Linked DNA regions of Mus musculus: region 2 is linked to region 1. Evidence: chromatin contacts called from ENCODE Hi-C data. All regions are on one chromosome and are shown on one strand. The core of a region is the stretch at or near the end of the contact, and the rest is flanking DNA. Distances in the headings are between cores, read along the strand shown. Region 1 holds the start of Cfap298 (cilia and flagella associate protien 298). Region 2 overlaps Synj1 (synaptojanin 1).

Region 1 (4,071 bases), core at 1,125-3,624:
AAATCAAGACTCTACCTGGGCCATTCGTGTGGTATTTTGTATTAAGAATCTTCCCACATTTAATCCCAGCACTTGGGACACAGAGGCAGGCAGATCTCTGAGTTCAACCCACCCACCCCGTTGGTTCTGCTCAGCCAGAGCTGTAAGACCAGACCAGAACCACTGCAGTGTGAAACCCTTGCCAGGGCTGAGATCAGCTGTGACTAAGAAAATAACAATATCGTTAAGACAAAAACCTTCTGGGATAAGCTTCCTGAGGGTCAACGGACAGAGCTGTTGTCTAGAGGGGGCCAAAGCCCGCTCATGCCTGCAGCCAAACTTGGCCAAGTGTATGCACCTTCCAGATGGTACTGATTGTGAGGGCATGAAGAGTCATGGAGAACAGTAGAGGCTGGGCATAGGAAGAGGCCAGGTCAAACTTCAGTTTCAGGGAAACCCCAGGATTGAAAGGATCATGGAGAGAGGCTGAGGCCTGGCATCATGATGCAGGGTGAGAGAGCCCAAAGAGAGGCCAAGAGGCAATCGGTGCCATTGGTAAGGGGAAGCCTGCGGTTCCGGCAGTTTGGAAATGCCAACACCATGGGATGACCACCAAGGACAGCAGCAGCTACGGAGTGGAGCCAGCCTCAGCCTGTGAGATGTGTTCTGTGGGCCCTGCAGAGCAGAGGGAGCGGAGAAGACCCTGAGTCCCGCACCTCTGACAGCGAGCTTCACAGGGCTGCACTTCAGTTCTCCTTCCAGTGCGAGTGCGCTCATGGTCTTCCCTCTTGGAGTGAGATTAGGTCTTTTTACAGGTGCCCGGTAATGGATATTACAGAGAGGTTTGAACTTTGAAAGAGACTGCATTTTTAAAGTGAAAAAATTTAAAAGCCTGTGGAACTTCTGAAAGTTGGAATTTGTTTTATATTGAGATATCCATATTAATAAGGTCTTGGGGATAAACAAAAAGGAGAGGGTTATGGTTTCATGGTGATATGTCGATTGGTGTTGACAAGGAAGCAATTGGTTCTGCTTGGCTTTTGTTGACCTGGCATGAACATAGACGTATCTAGGAAGAAGGAACCTCAACTGAGAAAATGTCTATTTCAGACTGTTTGTAGGCAAGTCTGTAGGTAAGGCATTTTCTCAATGACAGTAAGGGGGGGGGGGGTAGCACTCTCCGGGTGGTATCACCCCTAGGCAAGTGGTCCTGGGTGGTATGAGAAAGCAGGCTGAGCAAGTCGTGAGGCGCAGGCCAGGGGCAGTGATCCTCCATGGTATTTGCTTCAGTGCCTACCTCTGTGTAGATTCACCCATGCAATTCTTGTTTTTTTTTTTTTTTTTTTTTTTTTTTTGAGACAGGGTTTCTCTGTATAGCCCTGGCTGTCCTGGAACTCACTTTGTAGACCAGGCTGGCCTCGAACTCAGAAATCCGCCTCTCTCTGCCTCCCAAGTGCTGGGATTAAAGGCGTGCGCCACCACCGCCTGGCTCACCCATGCAGTTCTTACATGCTGCCCCACACTTTCGGTTTATGATGTTAAAGACCCGGAGGTTCCCCCCACCCCCTAAATGTTTTACTTTTAATATGTCATTTAATATTGAGCCTTCTTTGAAAGCAGTTAAGTTTGATTATATATATAAAACGGGTCTTAAGGCGTTCTCTATAATGTAAAAATCATGTGTTTCCTAGGAGACAGAAAACAACACCAAGGCTCTCCCGGTGAGAACTTTCATGGGCGGCTTCAAAGCGAAGAGACTCAAGGGCCAGGGCTTTTAGCGTCTCAAACTGTCCCCCTTCCCTGCAGCCACCACTCACTCCACCCTCACCCTTGACAACTCCCACCGTCCCCGATCCCTCAGCTCCGTCCCGCCACCTTTCGACCCAGTACGTTCGCACTTCCCGGAAGCCCAAATCCCGGCTTAGCTCAGCCTCACTTGGCATCCCGGCTGCTCTCCTCCGAGTCGGCGGTTGGCTGGCGAGCCTGGGTTTCCTCCAGCCGTTGGTCTTTCATCCCCGGTCAACCCTGATGCTCCTTTCCCACCCCGGGCTACGGCAAATCTCCCCAAATCCTCGCGACCCCGGGCGCTGCCCCCTGACCCCGAAGCCGCCGGCCTCCCTTTCCGCACCTGAGCAGAGCCGGTGCACCTTCAGCCGCCCGTTGTAGACGCGGGCCACCTGCGCCGTGAGCTCTTCCAGCTCCGTGCTCCCGGGCGCCTGCAGTAAGAACTGGCTCTCGTCGCCTCTCTTCACGTGCAGCACAACCATGGCTGCGCCAGAGGCGCCGCCGAGGTGGCAAGGCTGCGGGGCAGGGACCACGAGGCCCGAGCCGGGTCGGCCGGACCCACACCAGCCTGAGATTAACCGCTGCTCCGAGGAGGAACCGTGGAACGCGGCTCACGCTTCAGCCCGGAGGGATGAAGAAAACGGCGCACGCTCGCGGAAGTGGCTGTTGCCAGGGGCAACAGTCAAACATTGAGCTCGTGCCCAGTTAGAACTCGCGCCTGGAAGGCCGGAGGCGCTGAAGAACAGGTTGTGCGGGCCGCACAGTCGCCGCTCCCGGAAGTAGCTGTTGCCCGGGCAACCAAAACCCAAACTAACAGCTAGAGGCCTGTGCGGACGGTCCGGGGACTCGGGAGATGTCCGCTGGAGGAGCATGGCGACTCCTGGATTAAGAATGAGAGCGAGCGCTGGGCACTATGGGAGCATAGCCGCCGCCAAACTCAGACTGGTTTCGCGCAGGCACGGATCGCTTCCGGAAATGCCTTCTGCTTTGGGTCTCCGGTCAAAAAGTGGGGAGCGCTGCTGCTGTGCAGAGCTCATTTAGTTCCACAGCTGTCTATCGCCCGTCCCATGGAGTCTCGGTCCCCCACAATCTCAGATAGGGCAAGCGGGCGCAGCGCTGTTCTTCCAGGGCGCTCAGACACAGCTGAGGATCCCATTTTAGTGTTATAAAGAGAAAACAAATGGATGGAAGAAAATCAAATAGAGGAGTAAAGAAAATTAGCAAAGAAAATTAACCTGTGCTTTGAAATGATCTCAAACTCATAGTTTCGCTAAATGGTGAGGGTTTTTTGTTTGTTTGTGGTGATGGCACATTAAATTTTTTACTTGCCAATGGAAATTCCTGGAAAGAAGCTGTGTAATAAAAACAGCAGTGATGTGGAGAGGCTGTGAATCTGCGGGTCCAGACTGATTACCTTGTCTCTGTTAGCTATAGCTCCTAGAACAGACGTCCATTGCCCTCCTATGGGTCAGAAATAACTTGCATATAGGCTCTGAAATCTATAAACGTAGCTTTCACTAACCCAAAAGTTAAGAATATCGTCAAATAGCATCTGGTAACTAAAGAAAAACTTCGTCTTACTGTATATGCCTCTCTGGCATTTCCACCAATGTATTTTAAACTTGCCATGACTTACGACTTTGTCTTAGAGAGCTACAAAACTTTGTGAACATGGAATTTGGGGTAACCCAAATCTGTCATGGTCATTCATTCAAATTTGGCTTCAGAATAAACTACCTCTTATTCCCTGCATGTATTATGTGCACACACACACACACACACACACACACGAATGTGGGAGTGCACACATGCATAGAGAGAAAAAAAAACCTCTTCCCTTTTGAGTAAAGAAGTCAGCTGGTGATAAAGACATATTTATTTCATATGACAGCACATCTCACAAGATATGTACAGAATGTATACCAGCAACTTTAATACTGTACTTCTATAAAGTATATAGTTATAAATACTGTATGCCACATAAGCGATAAACCTCTTACATACATATAAACAGCAATCTACTAGAGAGAACAGAGACTCACAGAGATTCTTAGTGTCTGTTTTCTGCTTTGACCAGACCTGGCAAATACACACGATGTCGAGTTCTTTGTAGCAAACTTTAACTTGCTTTGTGCGTTTCAGCAGCTACCAGACTTCCTGACAAGGCAGAGCTATTGCTCTGCAGACATTACAGTGGTTCACACCTGAGGGAGTCACTGCTCAGGGCTGCGATCCACACTGCTTCAGTTTTCTAAAGTGGATTAGCTTGCTAATGGGGAGTGGATACCATACACACTACTCACACAG
Region 2 (4,071 bases), core at 1,082-3,581, 60 kb after region 1:
GAAAACCACATGTTATATATGCATGATAACGCGAGCTTACTGTCATACACAGACCATTAAAAACATGGTTAAGGCCCAGTCTCTGAACCACACTTCATGTCATGCCTTTATACACAAACTTCTAATCATAAAAGTCACCCTGAAGACCATGGTAACATTAAGTAGGGCTGGAGAGATTGCTCAGTGATTAAGAGTCCTGCTCTTTCAGGGGACCCAAGTTCAATGTCCAGCACCCACATGGTGGCTTTCAACTGTCTGAACTCTAGTCCTAGGGGATCTGACACCCTCTTCTTAATTCAGTGGGCTATGTGCACATCTTTTACAGACATACATGACATGCATCAAACATTCACACACATAAGAATAAATGATTTTAAGTTTAAAAAAGAACATTACATAGCAGACATTTCTGAATCTAAAACAGATGCCTTTCCCACAATACACTAGGGGAATCAGTGTGTTTACCACACAGACACCTATTCCCTAATACACTGAGAAGAAAGATACTGCTTTCATTGTCTGCTGATGTATTTCAATAGAACACGCTCCTTGGATCCTAAAACTCTATCTAGGAAGAAGCATATTTATTGTGTGTGTAGGCGCATTTTCTCTGCATAAATCTATGTTCACTACATGTAACCCTGAAGTTATATATGGTTGTGAGCTACTATATCGGTCCTGGGAAGCAAACCTGGGTCCTCTGCAAGAGGACCAAGTGCTCTTGACCACTGAGCCAGACAGCTGCCAGCAAAGACAGTCTGCTTCCTTTAATGGTGTGATCTCTGATGTACCGATCACACATCAGGAATGGATCCCACAGCCAAGAGTGCTTGACCAATGCATAGATAGGTTTGAGAGAGGAGTGGGGGAGGGAGGGACAAAGAGAGATTGAGAGAGAGGAAGGGAGGGAGAGAGAAAGAGTTAGTATGTTGGGTGAGGATGTGGGCATAGATCTGGGAGGAGTTGGGGGGGGTTGAATATAATCAAATACATTACATGAAATTCTCAGTTAATAAAAATATTTAAAAAGATTATCCTAATGAATGTTTAAAAGGTATATACTAGTTAAGGCTCAAATACTGGGTTTGAAATGATATACAGGTAGTCTCTCTCATCTTCAGAACTATAAAAACAGAAATGAAAAAGTAGATTAACCACACGGAATAACAGACTTACCAAGATTTAATCGTAAAACTCCCAAAAGTCCGTATGCATCCAGTACTTTGGCATATGTGCCTTTAATAGCCTCCTTTTCTGCAGATGCTGTTAAAAATAATAATTGAAAACATTAGAATCTATTTAGTTGTAATGCCAGACTTGAAACAAAGCTTCAAAATGGGATCGTTTTCCCCATTTATCTATCTATCTATTTTCTCTTTTTTCTCTCTCTGTCTTTAGACCAGCATGACTTGGTTTCCCCCTATGTCACTGGGTTATCTAGTCTCTGGTTCTTGACCACTCAAGCTGTGTCAGATCTGGGTTCACCTCGTGAAGTGAGCCTCGAGTCAAATCAGTTGTTGGTGGGTTACTTCTGCAAGCCCTGTGCCACCATTACCTTAGCATATCTTACAGGCTGGACACTGTTGTGAATAAAGGTTTTGTAGCTGGCTTGGTATTTACATTACCCTTGATAATGTGCAGAATACCTTTCTGTATCAAGGATGCTGGAACATAGGGATGAAGTCTCTGTGGGCACCAGCTCAGTATCTCCATGTTTGATATAGGTGACCTCTCCAAACACCAGTGTATTATATTAGGTATTCTGTCCAACTAGTAGAAGAACTTTCTTGCTGGAGTTACAGAATTCTGCCCATCTAAGGAGTCTGTCTTCTTGTTGATAGCCTGTTTTACTCACTCGTTTATCCTGGACACAGAAGCTGAATAAACTGGTAAATGCTGCAAGCCACTGCTTGACCACACGGTTTAGCATGGCAGTGGGGCAGTCTTTACTGACCTTCCTCTCACTTCCTTTGCTCTAAGCTGAGGCAAACTTGCTAATGAGCTCAAGCCAGGCAATAATTTCCCTAGAGCAGGCTACTATGGTTAGTCTACTGATAAAAAAATAAAATAAAATAAAAGACAACAACAACAAAAATCCCGGATGTTTAAAGGCAGAACCTTCCTAGCACTTAGCAGATCCACATTTAAGATACAACAAAGAACCAAGGAACATAAACCACATCTGGTATTTCAAAGAATTTCAAATAGCACATTCTGAAGTGTGAAATTCAAACTTAGCCACTGCCCTCCGTTCCCTGTCCCACCTCTCCCCAGCTCGAGGAGGCTTGCTAGGTCACAGGATTCCCTGTCCTCATCACACTTAGCCTTCTCCCTCCCCTCTGTCCACACCACAACCACAGAACCCTTGGCAGGGCTCCTGTATGCTGCTCTAGGAAAGCAAGTAAGCAGATTGCTCTGACCTCCCATTTCCTGTCTATCTTCTCTGCAGACACAGGCTCTTCTCAATCTACATCTTATCCAAGATTCCTTGCCAATTCCTTGGATTCCAGACTCTTATCTTAAAGCTCTTCCCCAGAGTTCCACATAGTATCTCACTTCCCCATCTGCCTCTCTCCACCCTGTCTACTCAAGCTTCTCCTCCGCGGCTCACTTTGGCCAGCCGGGGACTTATGGTCAGTTAGCTGGCAGCACAGGCTAAAGCTAAATGACTCAACTAACACCATCACATTCTCTAATATGTTCATTATTAAGTGTGGGCCTTTCTGTAACCAGTATGAAACTAGAGTGGGGAAGACTTTTAGCATGCTAGGGGAATCGTGTCTTCTTTCACATATCTAGCCGTCCTAGCATTATATTGTTCTATGTGTTTATGGTCAATTCAAATTTAAAATTTACAACAAAAACTGAATTGTTTTCTAAAGGAAACTACAGCTGCCTTTCTTAAGTGCTGCACTTCCTCATTCAGCGTACCATGGGTGGGGCTGGGAGTGGGTCTCAATTTTTCATGGCAGAAAATGCGGTTTCCAGGTCAGACTGCTCTACGGAGTCCCTCAGGCTACATGCTGTGTGAATTTAAAATATTATTGCTGTCATTGGAATGAAGGAATTACTGATGTATTAGTGTCAGCAGCAATTAGGTTAAATTAGCAGTTAGCAAAAAATCACCATTAGGTTCAATGACCACAGCCAGCAAGAGTTAAAAAGAAAATGTAACTTAATATTAAGTAATTCTCTCCCCATATGAATAGTCTCTGTAACCTAAATTATCATGAAATAAATATTCTCTCCTCATAACTATTTTCTTCTCAATTGCACAACAAATAAACACTGTCTCTCAGGCCCAGTGACCATCCTTCTATTGCACCGTCATCTAGCTTAAACATGTAAGCATACACCAAGCCACTTAATTATTTGTATTTCAGAGTTATCTTCTGAGTTCTCTCTCTCTCTGACTAAAGCAGATGAGGTTACATTTTTTTTTTATTATTGTTTTTTTTTCTTTCTTTTTTTTTAAGATTTATTTATTATTATATGTAAGTACACTGTAGCTGTCTTCAGACACACCAGAAGAGGGAGTCAGATCTTGTTACGGATGGTTGTAAGCCACCATGTGGTTGCTGGGATTTGAACTCTGGACCTTCGGAAGAACAGTCAGGTGCTCTTACCCACTGAGCCATCTCACCAGCCCGAGGTTACATTTTTACTGCCATGAGTTTCTATTACCAGCAATTTAGAAATGGTCTTACAGCTACAGTATTAGTTCATCATCTCTGCGATGATTATGGCACTAACACAAGGCCAGGTGTTTATGTGCACTATTTAATTTTCACAGTACCCTAAGGACAAAGCTACACCTTCCATTTGACCTGAGGAAATTGGCTTAAGTCAGTTACTAATTGTCTAAGTCTAAGGAGCCAGCATTAGAGGGAACCTCTTTTCTGGGCACAGTGACTAATACTTTAATCCCAGCATTGGAGATGCAGAGGCAGGTGAACCTGGTCCCAGGGGTACAGTGTGGGACCCTGGAAGAGCTACCTACTTCCTGCTCTTGAACTTAGGGTAGGTTCCATTGCTACATGTTCAATGGTACTGAAAAATGTAGAGTATAAG

What was found. A loop is a pair of places that touch in the nucleus more often than their neighbours do.
Region 2: a map of CH12.LX shows a loop between it and region 1 (2.5-fold over the local background). The contact joins the enhancer-like site here to the promoter of Cfap298 in region 1. A Hi-C loop is called at or near these places in 2 of 37 maps with a recorded cell type or tissue (CH12.LX and mouse embryonic stem cell).

What each region holds. Positions count from the first base shown.
Region 1 is chr16:90,932,475-90,936,545 of GRCm38, forward strand. Cfap298 (cilia and flagella associate protien 298) reads right to left here and starts at 2,375. Exons shown (of 7, transcript NM_026502.2): 1 at 2,108-2,375. The coding sequence starts at 2,246. It overlaps Synj1 (synaptojanin 1), which reads right to left. Exons shown (of 32, transcript NM_001164483.1): 32 at 3,623-4,071.
Region 2 is chr16:90,992,765-90,996,835 of GRCm38, forward strand. Synj1 (synaptojanin 1) reads right to left here. Exons shown (of 32, transcript NM_001164483.1): 3 at 1,177-1,263. Among named protein-coding and RNA genes, the nearest start is that of 4930404I05Rik, 16 kb to the right of the region's middle. Within about 2 kb of position 2,332, at least 1 of the 3 ENCODE cell types and tissues checked has a DNase peak (open chromatin) inside an H3K27ac peak, as active enhancers do.